5 separate regions of the Homo sapiens genome follow, and regions 1, 2, 3 and 4 are each linked to region 5. Evidence: chromatin loops called from intact Hi-C (ENCODE). Cell type or tissue: gastrocnemius medialis. All regions are shown on one strand. Each heading gives the region's core, and the rest is flanking DNA. Links, peaks and the distances in the headings are about the cores only.

Region 1 (6,288 bases), core at 417-5,416, 230 kb after region 5:
GACATCCCTCCCCTCACCAAACTTGAGCTTCCCAGGTCAACCTCAGACTGCTGTGCCTACAGCGAGAATTTCATGCCAGTGGATCTTAGCTTGCTAGGCTCCATTCAAGTGGGACCCACCAAGCTATACCACTTGGCTCCCTGGCTTCAGTCCCCTTTCCAGGGGAGTGAATGGTTCTGTCTCAGTGGCATTCCAGGTGCCACCGTGTTATGAAAAAAAACTGCGGCTAGCTCAGTGTCTGCCCAAACGGCTGCCCACTTTTGTGCTTGAAATCCAGGGTCCTGGTGGTGTAGGCACTGGAGGGAATCTCCTGGCCTGGGGGTTGTGAAGACCATGGGGAAAACAGTATCTGGGTCGGAGTGCATCATTCCTCATGGCGCAGTCCCTCATGGCTCCCTTTGGGTAGGGGTGAGAATTCCCCGACGTTTTGCACTTCAAGGGTGAGGCGATGTCCCACCCTGCTTCTGCTCTCCCTCCATGGGCTGCACCCACTGTCCAACCAGTCCCATTGAGATGAACCAGGTGCCTCAGTTGGAAATGCAGAAATCACCACCTTCTGTGTCAGTCTCGCTGGGAGCTGCAGACTGGAGCTCTTCCTATTCAGCCATCTTGCCAGAAGTCCTCCATTTTTTTACATTGGTAGAGTATAACCCTCATTGACAAAATCAACCTTCTGTCAGAATAACACCTCATTCTCTGAGGCAAATGTACTTGTAACAGGCATAATAGAGCATCTGGCATGTTAGAAGTGTTGTAGATCTTGATGTGAATGGTGTTTATGAAAGTTTATACACGTGTAAATATTCATTAATGTTTATACTTAATATGATTGCTCTTAACTGCATTTATTTTATATTTCAACAGAGCAAAAGAAAACATGAAAGAACTAGATATGCAAAAAAATAAAATGACATACCAAGTATAGTGGTGCATGCCTGTAGCCCTAGCTTCTTGGGAAGCTGAGATGGGAGCATTGCTTCTGCTTAGGCATTTGAGTTATGCCTGGGTAACATAGGGAGACCCCATGTCTAAATAGAAATAAAAACAAGACACATAGAGAAGTTTGAGAATAAAATATAGACAACAGAATAAAACCCCACATTAACATAAATCTTGGAATTCTCTGAAAGTTGTATAACAGTAAATGTTACTACATATATATAGAAATAAATTCAAAGGTAAATAATACCAGCATAACAATATAAAATATTTTAAAATATTAAATGAACATTTTGCAACTAAAAATACACTAACTATAGCGAATTGCTTAATGAATGGGTTTAATACCAGATATTTCATAGCTAAATAATTCATAAATTGGAAAATAAATGAGAAAACAACATACAGTCTTAAGAAAAAAATATAGAGAAAAGGCAATGAAGAAGCTTATAGAGCTTAGGTTGAAATTAGACTTCCCAAGGAGAGATAAGATAGAATGGAGAAGAAGCTATTGAACAGATAAACACCTGGAATTTTTCAGAGCAGATTAAAGATATTGGGTTACATATTGGAGGAGAACTATGAGCCTGAAACCAGATATAAGAAAACATGTTTAGGCAGAAAATATTCAAAAGACTATAAAACACATATTAAAGAAAGTTCCTAAAAATTGAAAGAGAACAAAATGCATTTCCTTTCAAAGTAACAATACTATTGCTAACTTCTAAATAAAAGCAATGAAATTCAGAAGATGATAGAATAATATCATCTAAATGCTAAAAGGAAATAACTGCCAGTCTATAATACTTTATCCAGCAAAAAAAATTCTTTAATGATGAAGAAAAGAAAACCAGACAGGACTTCGATAAGAAAATACAGGACTTGAACAATACTATAATCAGTTGGACCTAACAGACACATGCAAAGCACTCCACACAACAGTAACAAAAAACCACATTTTTCTCAATGCATATGGAAACTTCTCCAAGATGCAACATATGTTAGTAATATATGAGTTTTAAAAAGTTATTTAGGCAGATAGTGAGAGCACAGGAGTCCTCAGTAAGGTTTTCCTTTTAATGAAAAGCAGCCCAAAATACTTTCTTTTCCTACAAATAGCAGACTGTAAAATGACTTGCAGACATAGAGAAACAAGCTGGAAGCTTGCACTGGTGAATGCCATCAGTTGTGCTAATAAGAAAAGGCTGCCTGGGACTGGGCACATTCAAAATGTCAGTTCCATCTTCCCTTCTCTTTGCCAGCCACATGTACAGTAAGGAGCAGGGAACATGGCATTAGTCAAGCAAAGATCCCATTTGCATAATAAGACGATTAGGATGGGATGGCCAGCTTCCCCATGCACTATGTAAACCTCACCCCTGGTCCAACCAATCTGTGGGCTCTATGTAAATTAGACACTGCTTCCTCAAGCCTGTCTGTAAAATCTGGTTCACTCTGCCATGGGGCAGAATTCTTATTTGGACGCCCCCTCTCTCACAAGAGAGAGAGCTATTCTCCTTTCTCTTTCTTTGGAAATAAAACTTCTACTCCTAAACTCACTCCTTGTGTGTGTCCATGCCCTTAGACTTCTTGTTGCAAGACGATGAACCTCAGGTATTTACCTTAGACAACAATGCATCTTCATACTGGGGGTGTGTCCAGGATCCCAAGGTACTTTCATTGGAATGTTGAATACAGGAGTGAAACTCAACTCTGTCCTTTCATTTCAAGGCTCTCAGCCTCCATTTTAGAATCAAATCATACCAAATACTGGGCTCCCTTCAGTCATTTAAAAATAATTAGCATGGCTGCCAGCTTTACAAGACATGGGGGAGAGGCTTGCTGGGGAAAACATGTAGAATCCCCCAGTACCCACACGTTGCTGGGCATATTGGCCATGTTTGAACCAGTTTTCTTTCAGAGGACCTAGCAATTGAATGGGGCTGGAAAAAGTTCTGAAGCAACTGAGGATTTCTGGCGGAAGCTACTCCCTGGTGTTGTTCAAAGGATTTGGACTGACCTCATCCTCTGACTGCCTGACAGAGTGTCAGCAACAGGATCTCCAGCTTTCATACTATAATTTCCTCCATTCCTGTCTGCAACCACCATGTCTCCCATCCTCTCTCTCTTTGTATGCAATGCCACAGCAATTTTACAGTTCAGGGAAGTAATCTTGTTAGGTAAGATCAGGAAATGCCATAGTAACTGAAGGTGTAGCTCAAGGGAATGCCGTTGTAATTTTCTAGGAATAGAGGGTCCCTCATCACAGTGAAGTCACTCTCTGCCCTTGGTCTGGAGAGCATATGGCATTTCCAGGTAACACTCTACCCTTGTCTGGAGAGCACATGGCATTTGAAGTTCACTCTCTGCCCTTGGTATGGAGAGCACATGACATGTCATGGTCACCCTGTGCCCTTAGTCTAGAGATCACATGGCATTTCAAGGTCAACAGCGCCACCTAGTGGGATGGGAATTCTCTCCATGAAGCACATTGTTGGTCCTCTGCCAAAACACTCTAGCCTCCAAATTCTCCTCCCTTTTTGTGCCCCTCTGCTAGAGACCAGGCTTCATGCTGCTTCTGTGAACAGGAAAACTCTGCCTTCAACAACAATTAGGAGTAAAATGTCCTCCAAAGACAAAGTTGTTTAGTTTCGATACTGTCCCATCAACTAGAAAACTGCCATTTGGTCCCTATGTTCTTTTAAGGCACCTATTCTGCCTCCAATTAAAATGGTACTGAAATAGTAAGGGGATTTTTTTTCTTTTTCTTTTTTAATTAAATTAATTATACTTTAAATTCTAGGGTACATGTGCACAACGTGCAGGTTTGTTACATATGTATACATGTGCCATGTTGGTGTGCTGCACCCATTAACTCGTCATTTACATTAGGTATATTTCCTAATGCTATCCCTCTCCCCTACCCCCACCCCATGACAGGCCCCAGTGTGTGATGTTCCCCTTCCTGTTCCAAGTGTTCTCACTGTTCAATTCCCACCTATGACTGAGAACATGTGGTGTTGGGTTTTTTGTTCTTGTGATTGATAGTTTGCTGAGAATGATGGTTTCCAGCTTCATCCATGTCACTACAAAGGACATGAACTCATCCTTTTTTATGGCTGCATAGTATTCCATGGTGTCTATGTGCCACATTTTCTTACTCCAGTCTATCATTGATGGACATTTGGGTTTGTTCCAAGTCTTTGCTATTGTAAATATACGTGTGCATGTGCCTTTATAGCAGCATAATTTATAATCCTTTGGGTATACGCCCAGTAGTGGAATGGCTGGGTCAAATGATATTTCTAGTTCTAGATCCTTTCTGCACAGCAAAAGAAACTACCATCAGAGTGAACAGGCAACCTACAGAATGGGAGAAAATTTTTGCAACCCTCTTGTCTGACAAAGGGCTAATATCCAGGATCTACAGAGAACTCAAACAAATTTACAAGAAAAAAAACAAACAACCCCATCAACAAGTGGGCAAAGGATACGAACAGACACTTCTCAAAAGAAGACATTTATGCAGCCAACAGACACATGAAAAAATGCTCATCATCACTGGCCATCAGAGAAATGCAAACCAAAACCACAGTGAGATACCATCTCACACCAGTTAGAATGGCAATCAGCAAGGGGATTTCAAGTTTGGAAGTTAATTGGAACCATTCTCTAAGGGTAAACGCTTTAACATGGGCCATAATAAGCAGGATATAGAGTTCAATCTAGCATGCACTATCCATTAAAGGAGCCTTGCTCAAATGCAAATATTATAGTTTTTCCCAAGATCCATCCTTCTAGGAGCCACAGAGGCCACATAAGTCTAGGAAGTCAAAGGGAAATCACAAGTGGAGGACTAGAGTCACATGGGTAAGCATGACTAATCTCAATTGCTTAGTTCCTCTGGTCCTGTATTTTTAAATGGCTGCAGGGTTGCAAGAATGCAGCCATGGGCAGCACATTAAATAAGGTGCTGGTACTCAGGAGCCAAGGAGGGAAATCAGTAGGTGGAGCATGCCACCACTGTCTTCCCCTCCACCCTAGGTCACACCAATAGGAAGGAGACTAAAGGGACATCTTTTTCATGCTTCCATTTCTAGATGAGTAACAGATCATCTTCGGCCTGTAGTCCTCTGGAGTGCATTTGAAAACACTGGGACTCTTTTTACCCTGAGATATGAAGAAAAGTGGCTTTTTTTTTCCCACAAAGGTGTGGCCTTCTTACCCACTTGAAACAGCCTAAACTGTGGAAGGAAGCTTTAATTTAAATTGTGTCCAAGAATTAGATCTTTTCTCCATATGGGAGGGAAAATGGCCCAAGGTCCATTATATACAAGATTTCTTTGCCCTATGAGAAAACCCAGACCTTTGCAAGCATTGCACAATTCACCCAGCCCTTCTAGCAATCATATCAGGAAGGCCCAAAGGGAATGATTCCCCAAGACTAGAAAAGCAACTTCCAGAGTGTATTAGTCTGTTTTTCACACTGCTGATAAAGATGATATACCCAAGACTAGGCAATTTACAAAAGAAAGAAAGAGGTTTAATTGGACTCACAGTTTCACATGGCTTGGGAGACCTCACAATCATGGTGGAAGGCAAGGAGGAGCAAGTCATATCTTACATGGATGGTGTCAGGCAAAGAGAAGAACATGTGCAGGGAAATTCCTCTTTTTAAAACTATCAGATCTCATGACACTTATTCACTATGACAAGAACAGCACAGGAACAACCTGCCCCCATGATTCAATTACCTCCCAGCAGGTCCCTCCCACAATACATGTGAATTCAAGATGAAATTTGTGTGGGGACACAGCCGAACCATATAATTCCACCACTGGTCCCTCCCAAATCTCCTGTCCTAACATTTCAAAACCAATGATGCCTTCCCAACAGTCCCCCAGAGTCTTAACTCATTTTAACATTAACTCAAAAGTACATAGTCCAAAGTCTGAAGTCTCATCTAAAACAAGGCAAGTCCCTTCTGCCTATGAGCCTGTAAAATTGAAAGCAAGTTAGTTACTTCCTAGATACAATGGGGGTACAGGCATTTCATAAATACAGCCATTCCAAATGGGAAACATTGACCTAAACAAATGGGCTTCAGGCTGCGGGGAAGTCTGAAGTCCAGTGGGGCAATCAAATCTTAAAGCTTCAAAATGATCTCCTTTGACTCCATGTCTCACATCCAGGTCACACTGATGCAAGAAGTGGGTTCACAAGATCTTGGTCAGCTCCACCCATGTGTCTTTGCAGAGTAAAGCCTCCTTTCTGGCTGCCTTAATTGGCTGAAGTTGAGTGACCATGAATTTTCCAGGTGCATGGTGCAAGCTGTTGGTGAATCTACCA
Region 2 (6,288 bases), core at 674-5,673, 120 kb after region 5:
TTTTTTTTTTTTTAAATTATAGAAATCCCTCACAAGGTGATTTGCTGGAAGAATATGTGATGGCCTTGTGGTCTGGGTTCTGTCATTTTTTTGGTGTGTTCCATTGGTGGCTTCCAGACATAACATACACCAAAGAAGAAGAAAAATCTTTCCCAAGAACATTCCATAGTCTGATCTCAATTTTAAAATAGTCCTAAGTGTAATAGAAAAAAGATTTATCCAAAAATAATGTAATATGCTTATTATGGGGCAAGTTCCAAACTCAGGACTCAAAGAGTCAGGCATATAACTCAAAGAAAGGGCTGGAAAGTGAGACAAAGAAAGACCCTTGGTTAAAACAACTCCCCCAGGTGGCCCCATTGCCTGCCCTGAGAGGCACCCACAGTTCCCTGCAGGTGGGGGAAGAGGCCAAGCAGGAGTGGGCAGGACAGGCAGGGATAGCTGCTTTCCCTTCCCCAAATGCAGCCGGCCGGAGTGACCAACCCATGAATCTTGCTACTTAAACTCTGACCTTCTTTGGTAGCCATGAAGCATATGCCACTCTTTGGGTGCCTTTTCCTTTATTGTGAGAACATGGTTGGAGTGGAAGGGAAACACCTGGACCTTGATTGCTATGATTGACTCTGCCTTTAGCTGGGGACCTGAGTACTGAACGTGCCCCAGAGGTTGTCTCAGAAAAGAGAAAGGAAGAAAGGAGAGGAAGAGAGGGAGAGGAAAAGGGAACTTGCGGAGAATTACCCAGGGAAAACATATACCCTGGAAATGAGTAAGCGTAACTGATATAATTCATTTGCACCTGTGAAAGTGGCTCCAGCCCTAAAGAGAGTCTGTTTAGAGTTGCTGAATAAAACCACTCCTGGCCACTGCCTGCATCTGTAAAGCTGGGAGGCAGCCTGGTGGGCTGGAGACTTTATAGCTTTATTACTCAGGAAGCACAACTTGTTTATATACAAATCTATCCATCTGCATCAATAAATTGCCCCACCATCTGATATTTGCTCTTTGGTTCCACTGGGCACACTGGCCTTTCTCCTTAGCAGCTCAGCTGAGAGGAAGGTGGTGATCTGGGGCCAGGAGGTGGGGCTGCCCATGTCCCTGGCACAACCCTCAGAGGCTGGCTGCCCTGGAGGACCTCGTGAGCCTGCAGGAACAGGGGGAGCACAGCAAGGAGGAAGGAGGCCCTGGACCCATTCTGCAGTGTTCGTTCACTTGCCTGATGCCTGCTGCCTGCTGAACTGTGACCTGTGCCAGGCACTGAGCCGGGCCTGGGAATGTGATGGGGAGCAAGACAGGCCATGCTCCTGCCCTCCTGGGGCTTACTTTCCAGGGGGAGATAGACAACAAAGAAATAAGGGAATACACTGGAATCCATGGTGAGAGAGCAGGTAGGGAGTTAAGAGTGATAGTGGGGATGTGGCGGACTGTTTGGAGTCGGGGTCAGGAAGGCCTCTCTGAGGAGTGCACTTGAGCAGAGACCTGGATGAAGCATGGGAGCCATGACAACACCTGGGAAGGGCATTGCAGGCTGAGGGTGCAGTAAGTGCATAGGCTGTGAAGCTAGTGTTTCCCAGGCACAGCGGGAAGCCTGGTCTCAGTAGAGCAGAGTGGGCCAGGGCTGGCAGGGGATGTGTGTGGAGGGAGAAGTTTGGGTCACATATGTGAGGGACTTTCTCCTCTGTGATAACATTTACTCCAAAAAAGTTGAATTTGATTAAACATATATTTTAGTATTAAAACTAAATATTTTGTGCTAAGTCAAATGAGAATACATTGAGCCACAGCATGACACAGTCTGATTCATGTTTAAAATATCATTCTAGGCCAGGCACTCTGGCCCATGCCTATAATCCTAGCGCTTTGGGAGTCCGAGGCTGGAGGATCACTTGAGGCTGGGACTTTGAGACCAGCCTGGGCAACACAGCAAGACTCTGTCTCTACAAAATAATGACAAAATCAGCGGGGGATGGTGGCACACCTGTAGTCCTAGCCACTCAGGAGGCCGAGGCAGGAGGATTTATCTATTGAGGCCAGTAGTTCGAGGTTACAGTTACCTGTGATTGCACCACTGTACTCCAGCCTGGGTGACAGAGTGAGTCCCTGTCTCTAAAAAACAAAAAATATCACTCTGATATTTTGAATAGAGGCCATCACTTTGGCCTAAGCATGGCATGGCTTGGACCTGGGGGAGGTGGGGAGGTGAGAAGGGGTCAGATGGAGGATAGATTTACAGGTATAGCTGATGAGAGACTACCTCCCTGTCACCGTCCACTGCTTAGAAAGTGGAGCCCTCAGGGAAAGAGGCAGGCTCTGCCTGTCTTATCTTGTTCTGGGTCACCCAGCATGACAGGAGGAAGGTGGGGAAGACAAGGCCTGGCTTGCCCAGTCCCTGGGCCTGAACATCAACAGTTCACAAAGCACTTGCGTGTCCCATCCTTACCACCAAACTGTGAACCAGGCAAGGAAAGTACTGTTACCTCTGTGTTATAGGTGAGGAGACCCAAGTGCCTGGCCTTGAGAATCAGGAAGTATTTATAGACAGGGAAAGCACTGTGAGATCGTCGGGAATGAATAACACTATGATTCCTGCTTGTGCAAGCAATGTTTGTGGCCCATACAAGGGGGACCCGGCTGAGTTCTTCATGGTTGGCTTGTGGTTGACATTTTTTTTTCTCTAAATTTTCTCTGGACATAATGCTGCTGATGGAATTTATAAAGAGATAGAGCATTCTCATTCCACTGGATTAGGCCAAAAAGTAATTGAGCTACTGAAGCTATTTAGAAGAAGAGCCTCTGATTGCATTGAAGCAGCAGCCAGCTCTGACTACAAAGACATCTCAGTTTCACTGTGCTGGCAGCAGGTCTGTGGCTGATTTAGGAGAGGGCTTTGAGATCATTTCTATCCATCCTTCAAATCAGCAGTGTCTGCCTGGAGGAGGTTCCTGGTGAAGTTATTTTTAACTTCTGTCATGTCCTAATCAATTTTTCAAACATTCTTTACAGCTTAGACCATGCTCAGCCTCCAAGCAGCCTTGTCATCGACAAAGAATCTGAAGTTTACAAGATGCTTCAGGAGAAACAGGAGTTGAATGAGCCCCCGAAACAGTCCACGTCTTTCTTGGTTTTGCAGGAAATCCTGGAGTCTGAAGAAAAAGGTAATCAGCTCCATCTGCAGTCAGAGGCTCTTGTTCAAGGTCAGATGTGAGAGTCAGTCATTGTGGAAGCACAGGTGAACACACTCTGGAGCCTGCTTTGGAGGGCATGGGCTTTTAAAATGCTGAAATTCTTTAAAAAGAGATAGAGGGAGAGAGAGAGAGAGAGAGGAAGAGAGTGCTGACCACATTTTCCCATCTGGGTCTGTATTTAAGAAACTCCAGGCCTGGCCAACTGTGTCCTGTCACATGTGCAAGAGGATGCTAAGGTTGGGGTGAGCCTGACTGCTGTGGGAGCCTGTTGGTCTGTCCCTTGGCCATTTATTTGCTTTGAGCCCAGAAACAATACCTTGGTAGTGGCTGAGGAACTTCAGTGATGAAGGCCATGGGCAATGAGCAGCAGAATGAGAATGAATTAGTGCTCGGTGAAGCCAGGGGCTGGCTTTGCTTGGGGGCATGTGTTTGCATTTGCTCTAAGGTGGGTGGCCTCTTGAGGGCCCAAGAGCTCCCCCTTGTGGCCATGTTCTTATTCTGTGACCTTTGGCAAATCTCAACCTTCCCAGGTCTGTTTTCTCATCTGTCCATCAGGGATAAAACTCCTTTCCTCTAAGATTATCATGGTCATGAAATGGCATAAGTTGTGTAAAACATCCATCATCGTAACTGAGTACTCGCTTCATAGTTATTGTGGTGTTTGAAATGTCATGAAGAGGCTTTCTTGTCCTTGGGGTGAGCTTTGATGTTGAGGCACCCAGGGTCACCCCGTAGGGTTCTGCAGGTCTCAGGAGACATGCTTCTCACTGAAGACATTATGTAACGTACATTTATTATGATCATGTTTAAGTGGACAGTGGTAAAAGTATCTTCACTTAATAACAATGCTATACGTCGAGAAATTGTGACAGGTGGATGTATTGAAGAAGGGATGCTTTATTCCCCTCACAAAGATGATCAGCAGCCCTCACACCCGCTTCTTCCCTGGTAGTTCCTCATCAGCACCTCCTGTGATGCTCATGGGCAGTCTTTTCCAGAGAGCTGGGTTTTGTACCCTTTCCTGGTCCCTGTGATGCCCAGTCCTCCACACTCTCTCTTCCTTTCTTGAGGCTTGGGCACTTCAGTGGGGTCTTGTTTTCTATGCCCTCTATCTCTCTCATGGACCCATCTGCAAAGAGACAGTGGATGCTCCAGTGAGGGGACACCTTGTGATGGTGAGTGTGAGACCTGCCTCAGCCAGGCTGCAAAGGGATTGGCATGTTGGCTGAGAGGCTTGTGCCCTCTGGAAGATGAACCTCCCTCCTCAAAGTCCGCAGCCGAAGATTCAGCTTCCTGGGGAGCCCTTTCTGATAAGAAAGTTCTCTTCTGAACACACCCGACACCTGGGCTTCCTCCCCATTTGTGTGATTTCTTTAGAGAGAGTGGCAGTTTACAACCATAGGAAATTAGGAAACCATGGGCCATGTGTTTGCATGTGCTTCTTTTATGCTAAAATGATACTGTTCTACCACTGCTTTCCTCTTTTGCTTGGAGTAGCTGAGCAGCTGGGAAGTAATGAGCCATACTTCGTATCAAGTTCCAGTATTAGCTTTGCCTGACAAACAACTTGGGGGCCAACCCTTGAGGATGATAGCTTTGTAAAAACATGTGAGAAACCACAACTTATTTCACTCTTACGTGGATGTGAAACCCTTCAATGAGAGGCAAGGTCAAGTTCATCCGTGCCCAACTAGACATGCTGCAGAGCTCATCTCAGCTCACAGAGAAGGACCTGAGCATGGATTTGGAAGCTCCATGCTCTTCAAGATCTGGACTCCTATCCGGCACTCCAGCACCCAAATTTGTGGCTTCTATTCCCAAGGTTACTTCGTGGTCCTGGTTAGCAGCTGGTGTTCCAACCATCATGCTTACCCCCAGGTGACAGGGAGGAAGAAGGGAGATAATGCTAACCGGGGAGTTCCAATTTCAGATGAGCCAGCTTTCTCCTTCCCAGAAGTCCCACACTACTCTTCCATTTTATTGACCATGATTTAGTCACCTGGCTACACCTAGTTAAACGAGAGTCTGGGAATTAGGATTCTTTTTAAAAAAAATTTTAGCCCTTAGTCTGGATGGTTCTTGCCCCAAAGAGAATCAAGATTCTGCTGGAAGGGAAGAGGGAGATAGCAAATCTTGTAGTTTCTCCTGTATCTCTTACTGTGTACCCGCATTAAATCTTTACTGACAGTAACAGGATAAATTCCATTCTAAACATTCTTTACATGCAGAAGGCTCTTCGGGGAAGGAACCCAAATGCCTGTTTGTTTTTGTTTTTGTTTTTGTTTGAGACAGGGTCTTGCTCTGTTGCCCAGGCTGGAGTGCAGTGGCATGATCTCGGCTCACTGCTACCTCCGCTTCTCAGGTTGCAGCGATTCTCCTGCCTCAGCCTCCCAAGTATCTGAGATTACAGATGTGTACCACCATGCCCAGATAATTTTTGTATTTTTAATAGAGATGGGGTTTCTCCATGTTGGCCAGGGTGGTCTTGAACTTGTGACCTCAGGTGATCTGCCCACCTGGACCTCCCAAAGCGCTGGGATTACAGATGTGAGCCACTGCACCCGGCCCCAAATGCCTGTTTTTATTTGAGATAAAATGGTGAAAGGTTAAGGTAGTAAAAGCAGTTGATGAGAGGTCCTGTCATTCAGAAACGCCTCTGGTTCAGAAAGCAGTGCTGCAGGGCAGAAAGAGCACTGGCATCCAGGATCTGCCTCTGACCTGCTGTGACACCTCCAGCAAGTTGCTTGCCTTTCTAAGCTCTAGTTTCTGCACAGATCCATTGAAGCTAATAGCCAGGACCTCATGGGATTGTTTACAGGGTTAAGTAAAGCCACGTCTGTAAACTGCCAGGTGCACAGTGAGTAAGGCCCCTCCCTGAAGGAAGCTTGGCTACAGCAGTATTTGGTCATAAACCTTGAAGACCCAACACAAGCTGTCTCATTTTGGGTAAAATTCAGCTTCTAGACTAGGAGAAAGGGGCCCTTGGTTCCTCACCTTCATCTTGTTCTGGATCAAATTCCAAAACTTGCAGGCAGAAGAAGCCGTTATATTAAGAAAAATGGTGAAATATACTTAATATAAAATTTACCATCTTAACAAATTTTAA
Region 3 (6,288 bases), core at 916-5,915, 180 kb after region 5:
TTCCGTAAGTTATAGGGGGTACAGGTGGTATTTGGTTACACAGACTAGTGCTAAAACCAACGATTAAGTATTAGTGTTCTTGGAGCTGTCAAGCTTTCACAAACATAAATAATGTACTCATAGGGAAACAAGGTTCACACAGGTTGGACCCCAAACTTGCAGAACTTGAAACAGGATCTTGCAGAGGGCTTCCAAGAATGCCCATGATGATTATTAAATAAGATTCCTTATGTTTTAAAAAACAACTTTATTGAAATAGAACTCATATAGCATACAACTTCCCCATTTCAGGCATACAATTCAATGGCTTTTAGTATATTCACAAATCCTTTTTTTTTCATATATATGTACCACACTTTATCCGTTCATCCGTTGATACTTAGGTTGATTTCATATTTTGGCTGTTGTGAATAGTGCTGCAATAAACTGGGAGTGCAGATGTCTCTTCGACATACTGATTTTCTTTCTTGTAGGCATATACCCAGCAGTGGGATTGCTGAATCATATGATAGTTCTATTTTTAGTTCTTTGAGGAACCTCCATGCAGTTTTCCATAGTGGATAAACTATTTTATGTTCCTACGAAGAGTGTTTGAGCGCTCCCATTTCTCTGTGTCCTTTTCAGCATTTGTTATTTTCTGAGTTTTTGACAATTGCCATTTTAATTGAGGTTAAATTATATTTTATTGTGGTTTTGATTTGGATTTATCTGATGATTAGTGATGTTAAACATGTTTGCATATAACTGTTGGCCATTTGTGTATCTTCTCTTGGGAAATGTCTATTGAAATCTTTTGCCCATTTTTAAATTGGATTATTTGGAATTTTTGTTTTTGAGTTCTTACGTATTCTTGTTAGTGATCCCTTGTTGGATGAATAGTTTGGAAAATTTTTCTCCCATTCTGTGGGTTGTCTCTTCACTTTATTTTTATTTTTATTGATGTGAAGAAGCTTTTTAGCTTGATGTAATTCTATTTATCAATTTTTGCATTCGTTACCCGTGCTTTTGAGGTCTTACTCAGGAAATCTTTGCCTAGACCAGTGTTCTAAAGTATTTCCCCTATGTTTTCTTCTAGTAGTTTCATAGTTTCCTACATGTAAGTTTTTAATTCATTTTGATTTGATTTTTATATATGATGAGGCATAGAAGTCTAGTTTTATTCTTCACGTGTCTCATTTTCCCAGTACCATTTATTGAAGAGACCATCTGTTTCCCAAGGTATGTTCCTGGTGCCTTGGTCAAAAATGAGTTGGTTGTAAATGCAAGGATTTATTTCTGGGTTCTCCATTCTGTTTCACTGGGCCGTGAAATCCTTACTTTTCGATATTATAAGTCACCATTTTCAGCTTTCCATCCTGTCAACCTTGCTGTATTTGGGCCAAGCAGGGCATGCAGGACCCAGAACTTGGTGTGGACAGGTGGGGCCAGAGCCCCTGTAGGCTGCTCAAGAAATCTGCACTGAGGTCTGCAGGGAGGACCAAATCCCCATAGATGATTCCACAAAAACACTGTTAGGTAAACCACAGTGTGAAACAGCTTGAGAAATAGAATCTGTGTCATATCCAACATTTACTCACACTCATAACTGCATGAGCGGGATACTTGAGCAGGAGGACCCAGAAGAACACCCTCTTCACCTGCATGTCCAGGTCCCCTTTGTGTCACCTAGGGCAAGAGGCTGGAAGGAGAGGCATCTGGGATAGGGGCAGGCTATGGTCGGGGCAGTGGGGTGGTAGGACCTGGACAGTGGGGGTGGTGGGGTTAGTGAAAGGTCTGGGGCAGGGCAGAGATCAGGAGGAACAGCATTCCAGCAGGGCTGGGAGACATGTCAGTAGGTTGGCAGACACAGGAGCAGGTGGCCTGGGACTCAGAGGAGCAGCTGGAGTTGGAGGAGAAGGGCTCTGTTTTCCTCCAGTCTTCTGCTTGGCTGCTGCATTAGCACCCCACTGCACCCCCAACACTCGTCTCTCCCTTGCCCTCACTTCCTGAGTCTTAAAACCAATTCCTTCATCCCCAGCATGCACCTTCCTAAGGACAGTTCCCCTCTGGATCCTTCCTAAGGTTCTAACTATTTATTTATTTATTGAGACAAGGCTTGCTCTGTCGCCCAGGCAGGAGTGCAGTGGCACCATCTCGGCTCACTGCAACCTCCGCCTCCCGGGTTCAAGCAATTCTCCTGCCTCAGCACACCCTAGTAGCTAGGATTACAGGCGCGCGCCACCACGCCCGGCTATTTTTTTGTATTTTATTTAGAGACGGGGCTTTGCCATGTTGGCCAGACTGGTCTCGAACTCCTGACGTCAGATGATCTACTCGCCTCTGAGCTTCTGATTTTTAATCCTTCCTAGCCCAGCTCCCCGCCATCCCCCCACCCCCGCCGTCCCCCCATTCTGCCTCACTTCCTCCTTTCCTGATTCCCACAATTTCCCACAATCAGTCTTGGCCTCAGATTCCCACCCTTCAGGTGCCAGGGTTCCTTGGGTCCTCCATCTCCCCTGATCCTCTCTGATTAGGGGCACGGGGTGTGAGTTGGAATTAAAGCCAGCGTTTGAGTCCTGGGGCTGGATTCTGCATTGGGTTCCGTTGTGTCATTGCACCTTCTCGTTTCCGCTCTTTCTGCCCTGCTTCCTCATCTTCAAAGTCATCTAAGATCCGCCAGCGGATGCTGACCCAGCCCGTGGAGCGCCGCTTCTCCGCACCTGCTGCTTCTCCATCTCTCCATCTTCTGCTCCTGGCCTTTTCCTGGCACTGGAGCCCGAGCTCTGAGCTCTTGCCCTTCTCTGGGGCCCCGTCCTGCTCCTCCTCGTCACCCTGGGGCGGCGGCCGGGGCCCCACGGGTCAGCGTGGCAGGGCCGACGGCGCAGTTCTCGCCCCGGGGCGGCGGCGGCGGCAGGTGCGGTGGGAGCGCCGCCTGGAGGTTGGTGTGGCGCTCATTGGTCGCGGAGGCCGCCGAGGTGTCCAGCGCCCAGGACCTGGGCTTCCTGTCTGCGTCGCTGCTGCCCCCTGCTGGGGCGGCGGGGCCCGGGTTCCGCTCTGCGGCGTGTTTTTGCGGGGCGCCTTCGCTCCTCCGGGAAGTCGGCGGTGCAGCCGCGGAGGCCGTTGTTGCTCTGGTAGCCGGTGGTTGTTTCATTCCCCTAGGGGCCGGCCGGGCTTTCGCCTCAGGCCGCCCACACCGGCTCCGGCCGCCGCCGCCTCTCGCTACCCGCGGCCCGGAGGAGGCGAGGGAACGACCTCCAGGCGCAGGGCGGCCGCCGCTCCCTCAGCAGCCGGCGGGGCAGAGGGAAAGACGCCGGGAAGCGTAAGGTCCCCGCCAGGCCCGAGGGTCGCCACGGACTTTGCCCTCTGGTTCCTGCCCAGGAGCAGCTGCCAGGTCCCCTCCCTGCCAAGCTTCTCCCCGAAAAGTTCTAAGGTTGTCAGGTCCGCCAGGAAGTGACATTTTTCTCCCCTCACTGTAAGGCTGGAAACTCTTGAATCCGGGCATTTTATGCATATTCTTAAATATGATGTTTCAGTCAAAGCCTTGATAATATAACCAATATTTCCGATTTTATCCTGCTTATAAAGAGCCGATATGTAAACGAAAATTAGAATATTTGTGAATAGTTTCCAAATTTTGGAGGGATCAAGTAGGGAGAAAAACCAAATGCTTCCACCTTTGTTTACAAGTGTGCTTTACCAAACTGATGTAAATTATAGATAACATCTGTGAGAAACCTTTCTTAAATCTAGAATACAACCAACAGTGTTTTAAATAAAAGTTATAAAAATATTATCTTAATTTCATAGATTTTTTGTTTTGCTTGATCTTGCTTAGCAGTTTTTTGAACCCTTAAGTTTATTAGAGTTCTAGGAATTTGTGTTTAGTTTATTTTTTTAAAACATTTGTTTTAATATATTTAAAGGGTATAAGTACAAGTTTCTTACATGCCTATATTGCATAGTGGTAAAGGCTGGGGTAGTTTATTGATCTGAAAGTTATCAGAAACCTGTGTTCAAGAGGACCTGTTAAGAGTTTTTTCCATGAAAAGCAAATTTGGACTATCGCTGATCGCAAATATTTTTCGAATTCAAAGCAGAACTGTGGATGATGGAAACAGAATAGCTATGATGAAAATCTGATGAAAGTTCCCAATTGACAAGGAAATTTAGTTACTTCTCTTACGTGCAGCATGTTAAGACAATAACCAGAATCATGACTGACAGCATCACATCAGGACCACCAGGCTTTTATAAATTTCATACAATCTTCAGAATGCATTAATAACATATTTATACAAATGTAACTTTAGCAAATATTTAGCGTAACAATCAAAATTATGAATCATTAAATTTTTATAAGTTTATATAATTTTTGGAACATGCGTGTCAATAACATACCTATAAATGTAACTGAAGTGGGATCTAATATCACATAATTTGACAATGCTCTCCCATGCAGTATCACAACATTTGACAATGCCCGCTCATACAGTCTACCAAATCTAATAATTTAATATCTCTACAAGGTGAGAGATCCATTCTTTAGACTCTCCAGGGACCCAGCTGAACAGTCCCGAAGTTAATTTTAAGACTTAATTTAGGATTTTTGACTCTGGGGAAACCTGTCAAAGATTGAAAACATTTGATCAAAACAGAATCACAGGTCACTGTTAAAAGAATAGTCATTTAACCAGAGACTTAAAAGCTATACAGAAAGTTATGTGGATATGAAAACTCGAACCCTTTTAAAGCTTAGTTTTCCTGAGTAATCAAAAAGGGTACTTGAATTTAATCAGACACAGGAAGAGTATGTACGGGGATATGAGTGTACACTGTATTTTAGAGGAATGTAAACAAGGAAATTAGTACCATGAGCCAGGGAATACATGGCTGTTAGTAACAGCATGGGAAGTTTCCTGGTTACATGGAACAACAATTTAGACATAGGAAGAAAAGCCAAAAGTACAGATTCAAGTTATGTTGGAGGAAAACATTGGTTTTCCAGACCTTCATGCTAACCATTTCAGTGTCAGGCCATAACAGCAGAACTAGAACCAGAGAAAAAATGTTACAGGAGTTGACAAAAATGTTGAAAGACAGAGCTACCACTGTTACCATTGTGGCCATGCAAAAAGATACACCTTTTTAAAGGGGGAGAAAACAGAAGGCAGTGGTTTATGACCTGCAATGTGGTACAGAGAAAGTTGAATTTCGGATATAAATCTGAGAAGTTTGAAAAAGAAAAATGTTACCTCTAGAAATGAAATGGCCATTCTGAAAGAAAGACACCGCATTTCCAATCTGAAACTAGGGAAGTTAGTTAGATCTCAGGAAGAATTAGAACTAGTTTAAATCTTCTATTAAATAAGATTTTAGAATTAAAAATAAAACCTCTTAAAATTTTACTAAGAGCAAATCAGTAAGCAAACTGTCATTCTAACATAGGGGACCAACTTATTTTGTTGTTTTGTATTAATGTATTTTAATGTCAAATTTCAATCTTTAGAAAGACTTCTGTTACCAAAATTACATCTTAATATCCATAACTTTCTTTACATCTGTCTCCTACTTACTAGTTCTTTTCTAGCTACTGTGAAACAACTTTTAAATGATCCCCAAATTCGATAAAAATATTCTTTTTCTCAATAAAATGTATTTTTTATGACTTTCTAATAATTTTTTTCTCACCAAGAACGCCTTATTTTTTGGCACATTGTATATATAGAATTATATGTACTAATTAAAAATTTTAACTCTTAGTAACCTTAAATTTTAGTGAAAATTTCCTTAATTTTTTAAGACGGAATCTCACTCTGTTGCCGAGGCTGGAGTGCAGTGGCATGATCTTGGCTCACTGCAACCTCCGCCTCCCGGGTTCAAGTGATTCTCCCACCTCGGCCTCCCAAGTAGCTGGGATTATGGGCATGCGCCACCACACCTGGCTAATTTTTTGTATTTTTGGTAAAGATGGGGCTTTGCCATGTTGGCCAGGCTGGTCTGGAACTCCTGACCTCAGATGATCTGCCCGCCTCAGCCTCCCAAAGTGCTGAGATTACAGAAATTTTATTTTTGTAATAAAAATAATTGTGAACCACCATGCCTAGCTGAAAGTAAGAAATTTTAAATTGTCTGTCACCTATCAGTATTTTATAGATAAGAACCATTTTATAATTTTTACAAACATATTCCCTAATATATATATATATATAATACACACACACACTTTTTTTTTTTTTCTTTTTTGAGACAGGGTCTGGCTCTGTCACCTGTGCTGGAGTGCAGTGGCACAGTCTCAGTTCACTGTAACCT
Region 4 (6,288 bases), core at 692-5,691, 160 kb after region 5:
AGCTGGTATCTTGATATATTTGAGGATTATTTGTTAGAGGGGCAGCTGCCATTTTTCCCTTAAATTTTTTTTGCATTAATTTTTGTTGCATAAGAAATATATGATGCATTTATACGCCAGCCTTATTTTTCTCAGTAAAAGACCCTCTTTATTCATTCAATTGCTCAAGTCAAAAATCTGTAGTAATCATTATTGTTCCTCTTTCCCCATCTATCGACTTACCTACCTAGCTATCTGTGCCACATCCTAACCATTGCCAAGCCCTGACAACTCTACTTCCAAAACATGTCACAAGTCTCTCTCTCTTCACTATTCCTAACCAGGGATGGGACTAAGGTGGAGTGAGTGAAACATTTGCCACAAACATTGTGATATTTAAGGGGATACCAGCAAATTCAGTAGTCAAGATAAATAATATTTTAGTGAAATGTTTTTAAATAATGAAAACTAATGCAAAAATCCATGATAAACAAAATATTGAAATTTAAAACAAAGACAGGACAACAACACTTCCAAACTGTTCAAATATTCCCAGTATGATTTAGGAATGGGATTCAGGCCGGCTTCAAGATGCAGTCCTCACACAGCCTATAATCCAGATAGGCACTTGCATGACTCACCTTACCTGTCAGCCCAGTCCTGTCCCTGGTTCCAATAAAACTTTATTTATAAAAATAGGCAGCTGGTCTGTCATGAGAAGTTTACCAATTTGATTTTTTTAATTAAAAAAAATTAAATTATTCAATTGAAAAGAGTATACAGTTTATAAAATTATAAATTATGAAAACATTACATAAATATATAAAATAAATATTTGTGGAAATTTAAAACTTCAATTATAAAAATTATTTTATAATTTAATTAAAAATTATTTTAAAATTAAAATATTATTTCCCTCGATCACTGGATTTTTCAGTGCCCTTTTACATTTTGTGCCTGAGGTGAGTTCCTCATTTGCCTGGCTTGTTTTCGGTCCTGTCTCCATTGCCACCACCATGGTCCACACCGGCACGGCCTCTCATCTGGACGACAGCAACAGCCTTCTCCTGGGTCCCTTTACTATCTCTCTTGTCTCCCATTTTTCAGACAGCAGTTGAGGGAGTTTCACAATTGTGGCTGAGATCAAGTCCTTCCCTTTAGTGTTTCCTAGACGACTCCTACATGACCTCCAAGACCTGCCGCAGTCTTCCCCTCCCTTGCGCTTCGGCCTCCTCTCCTGCTACTCTCTTCCCCACTCTCCGCACTTCAGGTGCCCTGGTGTTCTTTCTGTTCCTCACACAGTTTAAGCTCGCTCCCACCTCAGGTCCTTTACCTCTGAGTTCCCTCTGCAAGGGACAGTGTTCCCTCAGAGCTTCCAAAGGCTAGCTCTGTCATATTCAAATCTCAGCTTATCCTCACCTCAGAAGTCACCAAATCTAAAATCATTCCCCCATCTCCACATCAGACCAATTTATTTAATTTGCCTGTTTTGTTTTGGAGTTTCTTTTGGAAACTTTATTATATTGATAATTTATGTGTTTTCTTGTTGTCTATTTGTTGTCTATAATATAAAATCCATGAGGGTCGGGGTTTGACTGTCTCGTTTACTGCTTTTTTTTTTTTTTTTTTTTTTTTTTTAAACATCCCTGGACACTGAAATACTGCCCTCTAAAGACCACATTGATAATTATCAAACTTAATTTAGTAGTCTTGCCTTATCCGTGGGGGATGTGTCCCAAGACCCTCAGTGGATGCCTGAAACCATCAATAGTACTAAGCCCTATATACACTATGCTTTTTCCTATACATGCATACCTATGATGCAGTTAAATTTATAAATTAGGTATAGTAAGAGATTAAAAACAAAAACAAATAATAGAATATAACAATGTACTGTAATAAAAGTTATGCAAATGTGATCTCTGTACTCACCTATTTTGGACGGTAGTTGACCACAGGTAACTGAAACCGCAGAAAACAAAGCCACAGATAAGGGGGCACTACTGTATTTGGCTAACTTGAGGATGAACATGGCATCATCTCGCTATTTTAATAAGTATTTCCCCATATCCCAGTGAGGGTGAGGTTTACTTTTGTATAAACTTAAGGGGAACAAGTGCAGTTTTGTTACGTGGATATTGCATATATATATGGTGAAGTCTGGGTTTTCAGTGTAACCATCACCAAAATGGTGTACCTTGTACCCATTAAGTAATTTCTCATTCCTCATCCTCTCCCATCCTCTGACCTTTCCGAGTCTCCAGTGTCTATTATTCCACACTCTGTGTCCATTTGTACACATTATTTAGTTCCCACTTATAAGTGAGAACATATGGTATTTGACTTTCTGTTTCTGAGTTATTTGACATAAGATAATGTCCTCCAGTTCCATCCATGTTGCTGCAAAAGACATTATTTCTTTTTTTTTTTTGAGACAGAGTCTCACTCTGTCCCCCAGGCTGGAGTGCAGTGGTGTAATCTCGGCTCACTGCAACCTCAGCCTCCTGAGTTCAAGCGATTCTCCTGCCTCAGCCTCCTGAGTAGCTGGGATTATAGGTGTGTGCCACCACACCCAGCTAATTTTTGTACTTTTAGTAGAGACGGGGTTTCACCATGTTGGCCAGGCTGGTCTCGAACTCCTGATGTCAGGTGATCTGCCCACCTTGGCCTCCCAAAGTGCTAGGATTACAGGCATGAGCCTCCCGAAGTGCTGACATTGCAAGCATGAGCCACCATGTGCGACCATGATTTCATTTTTTATGGCTTCATAGTATTCCATTATATATAGTCTATATATAAGTTTTTTGTTATGTTTTTTGTAATATGTTTATATTTATATTACCTAATTTTTTATCCTTTCAGAACGAATGGTTACATATGAATCAGAACATAAGACTTTCACTCAGACTGGGAACTTGTAGGTCAGACCAGGGATGCTTGTGTTGGGGGTTACTCTGCTTTTTTCAGGACTAGAAATTGCCATTCAGCTTTTCATTCTGACCACTCACACCACCTTCTCATACATCATCTAATCTTGCATAGAAATTGCCATTCAGCTTTTCATTCTGACCACTCACACCACTTTCTCATATATCATCATCTTTCAAAGTCAAACATTTCCTTCATTTAAGCATCTCATATTCAGTGTCCACTTACTGAATCAACTTCTTGAAATCCAACCACCCATCATAGCTCTTATCTGACACCAGGAGCTTGGTTTTCAAGGTGGGGCAGTCGGACACGGCAGAGTTTACAACTGGGGCCATAGCTTCATTAGCCACAATGCACTGGGCCTTAGACATGCGTAATTGATAGCGAATTTTCTTGGCAGTCAGCTGGGGGCTCCCAGGCACAAAGGTGATTCCTGAAAAAAACCACAAAAGAAGGCTTCATTTTTATCTTTTGAGTAGAGAATTTTTCCTCAAGCATTCTGGCAGGCATGGATGAGGTCTCTGGGTTACCCTCTCTCTTAGGAGTCTCTCTTCTCTATTGGGTCAGTAACACGATGGCGACTGGGGAAAACTGAGACAGGCAGGAGACTGAGCCCACTGAAACAATCCAGTGATCTGTGGCTCTGTTGCTGTTATCCTTTCACCTCAATCAGGTCCTGAGTTTATATGGCTAAGTGTCAGACCACCAGTTACTTGAAATATAGCCTAATTTTGAAACTGTGATGCAAAGGGATTATGAAAACTTCCTCTTTGTTGTTTTCTCATGGCTTGAGAATGGCTTTTGCTGTGGATTTCTGGATTTGCACTGGAGAAAAGACAAAACAAAAAGACCTTCCTGCCTCTCTTCTTGGGCTGTTTCTATAGATTCTTCTGCATCCATAGAACACCTATTGTGGACCTCCTATGAGACTGGCATACGCTGGTTGCATCTGTGTGCCAGAGGCTCTTCTGACAGACGCTTCTTTTTAGTTTTCAGGCTTAGAGAACTAGAATACTTCTAGGATTAACTGGTGATGACCTTGCTTGTCTTGCAGTAATGCTTACACTCCCAACTACAGACCTATTGATTTTTGGAAAAGGATCTGCTTTACCGGTGTGGGCCTTTCCCACATACTGCACCTTCATCTTCTGTTTCTCACACTGAAATCTCTTGGGCATCATAAAATGTCATTGTTCGTAATAGCCCAAATGTGGAAACAACCTAAATATCTATCAGCTGATGAACTGATAAATGAAATATAGTATATATATTTACACAATGAAATACTATTAATTCATAAAAAGAGTGGAGTACTGACACATGCTATAACATGGGTGAACCTTGAAAACATTATGGTAACTGAAAGAAGTCAGGGACAAAAAGCTAGATGTTGCATTCTATTTGTAAGAAATATCTGGAAGAGGCAAATCCAAAGATAGGAAGTAGATTATTGGTTGCCAGGTTTTGCAGAGAGCGGGGAATAGGGAGGGACTGCTAATGGGTTTCTTTTTGGGGTGATGAAAATCTTCCAGAAATAGACAGTGGTGATGGTTGCCCAGCTTTGTGAATATTCTAAAAACCATGGATTTGTACACTTTTAAACGGTGAATTTTATAGTATATAAATTATATCTCCAAAACAAAGTCATAGGAAACAGGATCTGGCATGGAATGGGGAGTTCATCTAATTCGAGTTACTCACTGGGCTGATGGGAAGGCCGAGGGACACAGTGGAAAAGACCTGTTCAGTATCACTGATTGCCATCTTATAGCTATCAAGTTACCCTTTAGCATTGAGTATATATATATGAAACCGTGCAATTGTGGGTGACACAAAGAAGTATCTTTCTTTAGATAACTGCAAACACTTTCAAGTGCCCCCACCCTTAGATGAAGCATTTGAAGAGGAGTGCCAAGTAATGTTAATTTATTTTCCCTATTGATTAGTAAGAACTCTTTCTACATTAAGGCCATTGACCACTTATCTTTCATAAGTGTTGCAAATATGTTTTCGATTTTGGCATTTGTCTTTGCCATGGTCTGAATTTGTGTGTCCTCCAACCCAGATTTGTATGTTGAGATTCTAAACTCCAAGGTGATGGAGGTGAGATCTTTGAAAGGTGATCAGATCATGAGTGGAGGTCTCATGAATGGGATTAGTGCCTTAATAAAATAGGCTCCCAAGAGATCCCTCATTCTTTCCATCATATGAGGACACAGCTAGAAGGAGCTATTTCTGAATCAGAAAGTGGGCCCTCACTGACATTGCGTCTGCCTTGATCTTGGACTTCCCAGCCTCCAGAGTTGTGAGAAATAAATTTCTGTTATATATGAGTTACTCAGTTGATAGCATTTTGCTATAGTAACCCAAGCAGACTAAGGCAGTGTTCAAATTTCTTTTGTGGTGGTTTAAGAAAAATACTAGAACTTTATAATAGTAGAAACTATATCTAAAAAATAATCTAACAGCTTTTCATTTTGTTTACAGATATAATGTTGAAATTTCTTGTGATAATGTCAGCGTAGTTTAAAAGCCAATTTAACTTTATCATGTTGAGTAATTTATAATAATTGAGAGCTCTCTCATTAGGAGAGATGCATGTGTTGTTAGAGCCATCACTGTGCAGCTTTCTGGATGCCACCAAAAGGGCACATCAGATGTAATCACACAGACAGATCTCACATATATGGAGAAGGGAGGAGTGCACCCTGGTCCCTCCTCCAAGTTGGCCACACAGATGTTTCTTATACATTATAGTGATTTTTTTGATGAATGAAATTTTAAAAATTTCATTAAGTGTAGTACATCTTTTTTTTCCTTTTTTGTTTGGGTATCTGGTGTCATATTCAGAAAGCCTTTCCATGAGTTTATGTACTCACCTATATATTCTTCTAATACTTAAGTCCTTTTCTAACATTTCAATTTTTAATGGTTCATTTGAATTTATTTTGGTACATTATTTGGAGGTAGAGTTATGACATTTAACGTTTTCAAACAGTTATCTTTAAATCATTTAAGAACTAATCAATGCTTTCATTAATGGCTTGAAAAGACCTGATAAATTATTATTATTATTATTTTTTTAAATAGACAGAGTCTCATTCTGGCACCCAGGCTGGAGTGCAGTGGCGTGATCTTGGCTGACTATAAACTCCACCTCTCGGGTTCAAGCGATTCTCCTGCCTCAGCCTCCGGATTAGCTGGGATTACAGGTGCCCACCATCACGTCTGGCTAATTTTTGTATTTTTTTAGTAGAGACGGGGTTTCACCATGTTGGCCAGGTTGGTCCCGAACTCCTCACCTCAGGTGATCCTCCCACCTCGGCCTCCCAAAGTGCTGGGATTACAGGCGTAGCCACTGCGCCCGGCTGATAAATT
Region 5 (6,288 bases), core at 451-5,450:
GTAGGAGCTTTTCTTATTTTGTCACCATCGCATCTGTGTCTTGTTCTTTGAAATATGACAATGAGGGGAAGACACACCTATTACCTATGCTAGTAGGGTTGGATAAATCCACAATGAGCAGAGTTGCTGAGTGTATAAGGTTTTTTTTTGACAGATATTGTGGTCTCTGGGACATATCCTACCTACATTGCTGGAGAATGTGCTTTACAGGAAGAGTTTCATTTGAAAGTCAGCAGGGATTTGGGTATTTTGGTGGAAAAATGGAAAAATTTAATCTATTTAGGGTAGTGATCAAAAGCTCTAGCTAGATCCATCATGTTAATTTTTCTTCTATAAATATGTGTGTTTCATGATTAATATACCCAGGAGCATAAGAAGAAATTAAGAAGACATATTAAGACAGCAGCTAGAGAAGGACTGCCTTAGGGGACAGTTCCCACCTTGGAGAAGGACTGGTGTAAAGTCTCTTGCATTCACTGTGGGGTTGGTGACTCAGTCGCCAATATGACAGGTGTCAGGGCTCAGGTGTAGCATCACAACCCGTGTCTCCTACTCTGGCTTTGCAGCTCACTCCCTTTTAAAGAGCTTCCAATTGAGCCGGGCCTTCAGCTCTAAAAATGACAATAAGTCACAGGTCCTCTAGGTCCTAGGATGTGCCTTCAGAGATGAAGCCCACCAGATGACCCTAGGCTACCTGCAGATAAAGGGTGTCCTCAAGGCCACAGCTCCGAGCAAGCTCTCCTTGGTCCCCCAGGCCACCTCTTTATTCTCAGCTTGTCACTTTGGCAGTCCTGACTGCCCGTGTTAACCCTGCTGCCTGCTCTCCTCGTTTACCTCCTCACCTCCATCCCCCTAAACTGCACAAGACGGAAAGGGCTTCATGGGACAGCTGGCAGAGTGAATTCCCTAGCTCTACTGGATCCAAGGCACTAAGCTCTGTATTCTAATAGGAATGTAGATATAGTCCCTTAATAGTTTTGGGACAAAACACACACACACACACACACACACACACACACACACACACACACATAAGGTTAGTAAATGAAAAGGCCAAGTGGCAAATGCTACCACAGGCAGTCAGGATAAAGGAGCACAGGTATCGAATAACATCATTTTAACAATTTATCAGGCATTTACTACGTGCCAGGTCCTGTGCTTGGTATTTTATCTACCTTACCTCATTTAATCCTCTGAACATTCCAAGATGAGGCATTATTTTTAATCCCCATTTTATAGATGAGGAAATAGGCACATCAAAGCAGTGTAATGCCATAGTTCCTCAGCAGGTTCAGGGCAGAGCCATATCCAGATTAGGAACGGTGAAGCTCTAGGCCAAGGGACTAGGGTTGGCAGTAAACTCTCATCTGCCCCATACTGATTCAAAATTTTGTAATAAGTTAGCAGAAGATATACTAAGGTTTAATGTTTTCAAGCTATTAAAAAACAATTTAGACCTGGCGTGGTGGCTCACGTCTGTAATCCCAACACTTTGGGAGGCCAAGGTTGGGGGATCACTTGAGGCCAGAGTTCAAGACCAGTCTGGGCAACATGGCAAAACTTCCTCTTTACAAAAAATACTTTAAAAATTAGCTGGGCTTGGTGGTGCACGTCTGTAGTCCCAGCTACTCAGCAGGCTGAGGTGGAGGATTGCTTCCCCGGGAAGCGGAGGTTGCAGTGAGCCAAGATCGCACCACTGTACTCCAGTCTGAGTGACAGAGCGAGACTCTGTCTCAAGAAAAACAAAAAGCAAACACCCCCCCCCACACACACACAATTTAAGCAACTATTTATGATATTGGGTTAGCAGGATTGGAGGGTACTAATGTAAGCTGACTAAAAGAGCAAATTGTTTTCAGACACTGTGAATGTGCGTGAAGATATTCAATCTGTTAATTTACCAAGAATTCTTATTTATATCACTGAAAATAGGTCTTCAAAGCCTCTGTTTTTCAGCTCTCATGAAATACTTGGCAGGAATAAATGAGTTTTTTCCTCCTGCTAGTCTACCATTTGGGGATTTTTCAGTAATCGGGCTTGGTTTTCCCCCAGTTTATCCAAATGAATAAGATTTTTTCATATCTGGAATTGGTGAGGAACCAGCCTAAATGGGGTGCCTGACACAAAGGAAAGCATACAGTAAATGTTTGCTCAATGAATGGATGGATCTGTAAATCTTAATCAACTGAAATCCAACTTGGTTAGCACTGAGGCAGGCAGCTTGTAAGTTGAACCTAGTGCCTTTCACTGGTTGGACAGGAATGATGTGTAGGCAGAAACATTGGCAGGACTTGACCTTAACCCAAAGAATGAAGGAGGAGGAGTCACAGGTGGCCCAGGTTCACAGTTTTGTGGCAACTGGAGAAGTGATGGTGTTGTTTTAAGTCCACTTTAATAAATTGGACAGACTTCAATTGATAATTTTATTAACTAACACTGATTACATATGATAATATTAAAAGAACTGGGAACAGAGAGGAATTCACCCATAGTCCCAATATCCAATACAACTACAAGTCCTTGCCTTCAATATATATATTTTTTATAATTAACATCACAGTGTGTGTCCAGTTTTGTACTTTATTTTCCTAGCATTTCAGATCTATAAATCAGTAGTGGTAACTACTCATTACTTTCATTTCAATGTATTTCAGCATTGATTAACCTTCTTTGCCTAACCAAAGAGCTTTACTCTATTTGACCAGCAGGTGGCACTCAAGAACAAGCTGTTCTTCCCTATATGGTGATGGTAGACTAGCAAACGCTTTTTCCCCTTAATCTGATTTGAGAACAAAACACAGATCATAACCTGAAGAACTATATGAAACAGTAGAGGTCCTCCGGGACTTTACAAATGTGTCAGAAATCTGTATGCATGTAGGCATTTAATTTTATAGAATCATTTATTCCATTAATATTTATTGAACAACCATGCAAGGCACCAGATATGCAAGGATTAAGAAGATAAACTTTCTGCCCTCAAGGGGTTCCAGGTGTAATAGGGGAGACAGATTTGTAAATAACCAGAGTCCAGTGGGGTAAATGCAATGATGGGGCCCAGGAGGGAGGAGTGAGCACCTATTGTTTTGTGGAGGAAGAAAGGTTAAGCTTTATGGAGGAGGTGCAAATAAAATGTGAATAACAATATCAGTATAGATATAATTTTTTTCATGCAGTACAAAAGGCTATAAAATGAAACTTCTAGAGGATTATCTAGACTCCTTCCTGCAAAGCCACAGTTAACAACAGTTAGGTTTTTTTTCTTCTTCTTCTTCTTGAAATAACTAAATTATTTTGAATGGTGAATGTAAGCTTTATGAGGCTGGAACTTTTTGTCCGTTCTGTTGCCTGTTGAATCTTCACCTAGGAGAGCGATTGACACTTAATAGATGCTCAGTAAATATTTGTTGACCGAATAAATGAGCAGTAGAATGACATGATGAGATCTTTTCTAGACAGAGATGACTGGAGGGCATCAGGGCTGGAGACTGGGGGAGCAATGCGTGTTTGTTGTACAGTTGTAGGTGAGCAATGATAAGGCGGGAGGTGGAGAGTAAAGGGATTAATGTGAGCTGTGTCAAAGATAGGGAAGAAGCAGGACTTGGTGACTGATTAGGCTTAAGGAGCAAGGAGAGAGAGAGAAGGGGACCGATTTCCTGAGCTTTCTGGGTTGTGTGATGGAAGATGGTTTGGGACACGTTGAGTTTAAGATGCCTGAGAAACATTCAGGTGGATGTCTAGAAGGCGGTTGAATGTATGTGTCTGGAGCTCAAAAGAAGGGTCTGTGTACATAACAGATTTGCAGGTGGGTTTCTTGTACAATCTCCCCATGCCTATTAGTTTTGCAAGTGAAAGAAATTGAGGCCAAGAGAAACAGACTGTTCGCAAGTTTTTAAACAAGAGTGGGTTTGCCTCTACTGATCCACATTCCTTGTTGGAGTCAGGTGGGAATCCCAGTCTCCAGGACTCTGTCCACTGCCTCCGGAACCTGCCCGTTAGCACAATTGGAAACAGTTGGCCCTAGGATGATTGCTCTGTTCTCTCACTTTACTCTTCCAGTGAGTGTGTTTTTGTTGAATCCCCTTGAAACTCAGCAGCCAGCTCTGCATCTTAGCCAGAGGCTGAATTCTCTGTGCTAGCTCTTCTTGCTTGCTCTTCCTGAACCAAAATCTGGGTTAATCAAGGCTGCTCAGAGCTGAGCTTCTGAACTTAACTTGTTTTGTTAAGTACTCAGCTGCTATTCCTGATTGGACCTTTCTCAACCAGCTGAGGGGATAAGGCTGCTTCTCTCATCCTCTCTGGTACACTTGGACAGAGCAAGTACTCTGTGACCTTGGGCAAATGCCTTTGACATTCTGGTCTTCAGTTTCCCCTTTTGTACAGTGAAACAAATGGTCTCTCTTCAACATTAGAAGATCTGATGGATATGATACACTTAAAAACACTGTTGTGGCTGGGCATGGTGGCTCATGCCTGTAATCCCAGCACTTTGGGAGGCCAAGGCGGGAGGATCATGAGGTCAGGAGCTCAAGACCAGCCTGGCCAACATAATGAAACCCTGTCTCTACTAAAACTACAAAAAAAAAAAAAAAATTAGCCAGGCTTGGTGGCAGGCACCTGTAGTCCCAGCTACTTGGGAGGCTGAGGCAGGAGAATCACTTGAACGTGGGAGGCGGAGGTTGCAGTGAGCTGAGATCACTCCACTGCACTCCAGCCTGGGCGACACAGCATTGTTGTAGAGCTCTTGGGTATTGTTTTTAAACAAGGAGTGCCTCAGTTTCAAAATGTTACCCATCTGGAAAAAGCATGTTTTGTTAGCTTTGGTATCAGAAAAAAAACAATTGGCTTGGCAAATCCATTCTGAGAGATTTCCTGAGTGCTAGTTTATCATTCTGGTAGGAAGCAGGAAAAAACGGTGATAATGGGTGGAATAAGGCCAGAGAGTGAGGTGGCTGAGGGGTTGGGGTGGGGTGAGATCTGACTGTTGGTGAGGTAGAGCAGAGATGTGAGGTCAGGCAGCCAGTTATGGTCAAGAGTCATGACAGAACAAAGTTATTAGGAACTTAGGAAGATGGCTTAGAAGTTCTGGACAGGCTGGGCATGGTGATTCACTTCTGTAATCCCAGCACTTTGGGAGGTCAAGGTGGGTGGATCACCTGAGGATAGGAGTTTGAGATCAGCCTGACCAACATGATGAAACCCTGTCTCTACTAAAAGTACAAAAATTAGCCGGGTGTGGTGGCGCATGCCTGTAGTCCCAGCTACTAGGAAGGCTGAGGCAGGAGAATCACTTGAACCCGGGAGGCAGAGGTTGCAGTGAGCCAAGATGGCACCACTGCACTCCAGCCTGGGCGACAGAATGAGATTCTGTCTCAAAAAAAAAAAGTTCTGGCCAAAGCTGAGGCAATTCAAAGGATAGCAGGCACAGCAGAATGGAAGCTGCTGTCAGTCACTCTGTTAAAAGAAAAACTTTAGACAAATTAAATTTAGCAGATTTATTTAAGGCATAGAAGGATTTATGTTCAGGCAGCCCTTAGAACCAGGGGCAGTTCAGAGAGCTTCACCCAGCAACATGGGCAGGCAGCATTTATAAACAACAAAAGACAGCAAGTACAGCTACAGCTGGATTGGTTGCAGCTCCACAGTTGCCTATTTGGGCATTTATATAGATGTGGGCTGATCAGTTGGCAGCCTGGGATTGGCTGAAGCTTGGCTGCTGTGATTGGCTGAGACTCAGCTACTTGTTATAAGAGCATACTCTTAGATTGTACTTTGTTTACATAGTTAGGTTGCAGAAGAATAGGAACTCAAAGTATGGATGCAGCCTCAAGCCCAATTTAGTTTACTGATCTCCAATGCTTAAGGAGGTGTGGTAGCCCCAAACCAAGGTGGGAGGGGCTTCAGACACCATACCTTCAAAAGAGACCTCAGTCACCACAGCTGTTGGTCAGCAAAGATAAAGGACATCTATTCATGGATGTTTTTGCTGTTGAAGTTATACAAAAAAGAGGAAACATAGCATTAAACTGAAGGGCAAAATCAGAAAATGCAACCAAAGGGAAGAGGGTGGATAATGAATAGGAAATTTAGAAAAGGGACATATTTATTTTTAATTAGGAAATTCAAAATTATAAGCCAGTTTAGATCAACTCACATTTATTTAAATTGGCATATGGTGCCACAGCCTTGCAAGCTACCCTCAGGTTCTTCCATCTCCTCTAAGTAAAGAGGAAAAGCATTTGACCTCCACATCCAGGCCAGAGTGAATTAAGAGGGTCCTGGGGGAGC

Evidence for each region. Hi-C counts contacts between places; a loop is a spot of excess contacts. Peaks named below come from ENCODE experiments on the same cell type or tissue, not always from the same donor. Only the 100,000 strongest peaks of a DNase experiment are listed, where the experiment ranks them.
Region 1: it touches region 5 in a loop (17-fold over the local background); 40 of 110 quality-filtered maps call a loop at or near these places.
Region 2: it touches region 5 in a loop (12-fold over the local background); 101 of 110 quality-filtered maps call a loop at or near these places.
Region 3: a loop joins it to region 5, with 7 times the contacts of the local background. A loop is called at or near these places in 47 of 110 quality-filtered maps.
Region 4: a loop joins it to region 5, with 4 times the contacts of the local background. A loop is called at or near these places in 15 of 110 quality-filtered maps.

The regions. Positions count from the first base shown.
Region 1 is chr10:95,130,220-95,136,507 of GRCh38, reverse strand. It overlaps LOC107984257 (a long non-coding RNA gene), which reads left to right. Exons shown (of 10, transcript XR_007062253.1): 7 at 1-6,288. Among named protein-coding and RNA genes, the nearest start is that of ACSM6, 61 kb to the left of the region's middle. In gastrocnemius medialis, for the core only: a CTCF peak has its summit at 3,375 (motif pointing left); a DNase peak (open chromatin) is centred at 3,367.
Region 2 is chr10:95,244,079-95,250,366 of GRCh38, reverse strand. It overlaps PDLIM1 (PDZ and LIM domain 1), which reads left to right. Exons shown (of 7, transcript NM_020992.4): 5 at 3,001-3,152. Among named protein-coding and RNA genes, the nearest start is that of PDLIM1, 44 kb to the left of the region's middle. RefSeq lists an enhancer at 4,895-4,954. In gastrocnemius medialis, for the core only: a CTCF peak has its summit at 3,666 (motif pointing left); DNase peaks (open chromatin) are centred at 1,126 and 3,646; H3K27ac peaks cover 5,000 bases.
Region 3 is chr10:95,180,482-95,186,769 of GRCh38, reverse strand. All of the region lies in intron 3 of LOC107984257 (a long non-coding RNA gene), which reads left to right. It also overlaps the pseudogene PAWRP1. Among named protein-coding and RNA genes, the nearest start is that of ACSM6, 11 kb to the left of the region's middle. RefSeq lists silencers at 2,547-2,596, 2,617-2,946, 3,137-3,436. In gastrocnemius medialis, for the core only: a CTCF peak has its summit at 3,009 (motif pointing left); a DNase peak (open chromatin) is centred at 3,009; H3K4me3 peaks cover 1,212 bases; H3K27ac peaks cover 920 bases.
Region 4 is chr10:95,204,263-95,210,550 of GRCh38, reverse strand. ACSM6 (acyl-CoA synthetase medium chain family member 6) reads right to left here. Exons shown (of 11, transcript NM_207321.3): 4 at 3,136-3,343. The region is part of intron 3 of LOC107984257 (a long non-coding RNA gene); the gene reads left to right. Among named protein-coding and RNA genes, the nearest start is that of ACSM6, 13 kb to the right of the region's middle. In gastrocnemius medialis, for the core only: no CTCF peak of the experiment used is centred there; no DNase peak of the experiment used is centred there.
Region 5 is chr10:95,359,918-95,366,205 of GRCh38, reverse strand. All of the region lies in intron 22 of SORBS1 (sorbin and SH3 domain containing 1), which reads left to right. Among named protein-coding and RNA genes, the nearest start is that of PDLIM1, 72 kb to the right of the region's middle. In gastrocnemius medialis, for the core only: CTCF peaks have their summits at 2,501 and 2,705 (motif pointing right); no DNase peak of the experiment used is centred there; H3K27ac peaks cover 3,753 bases.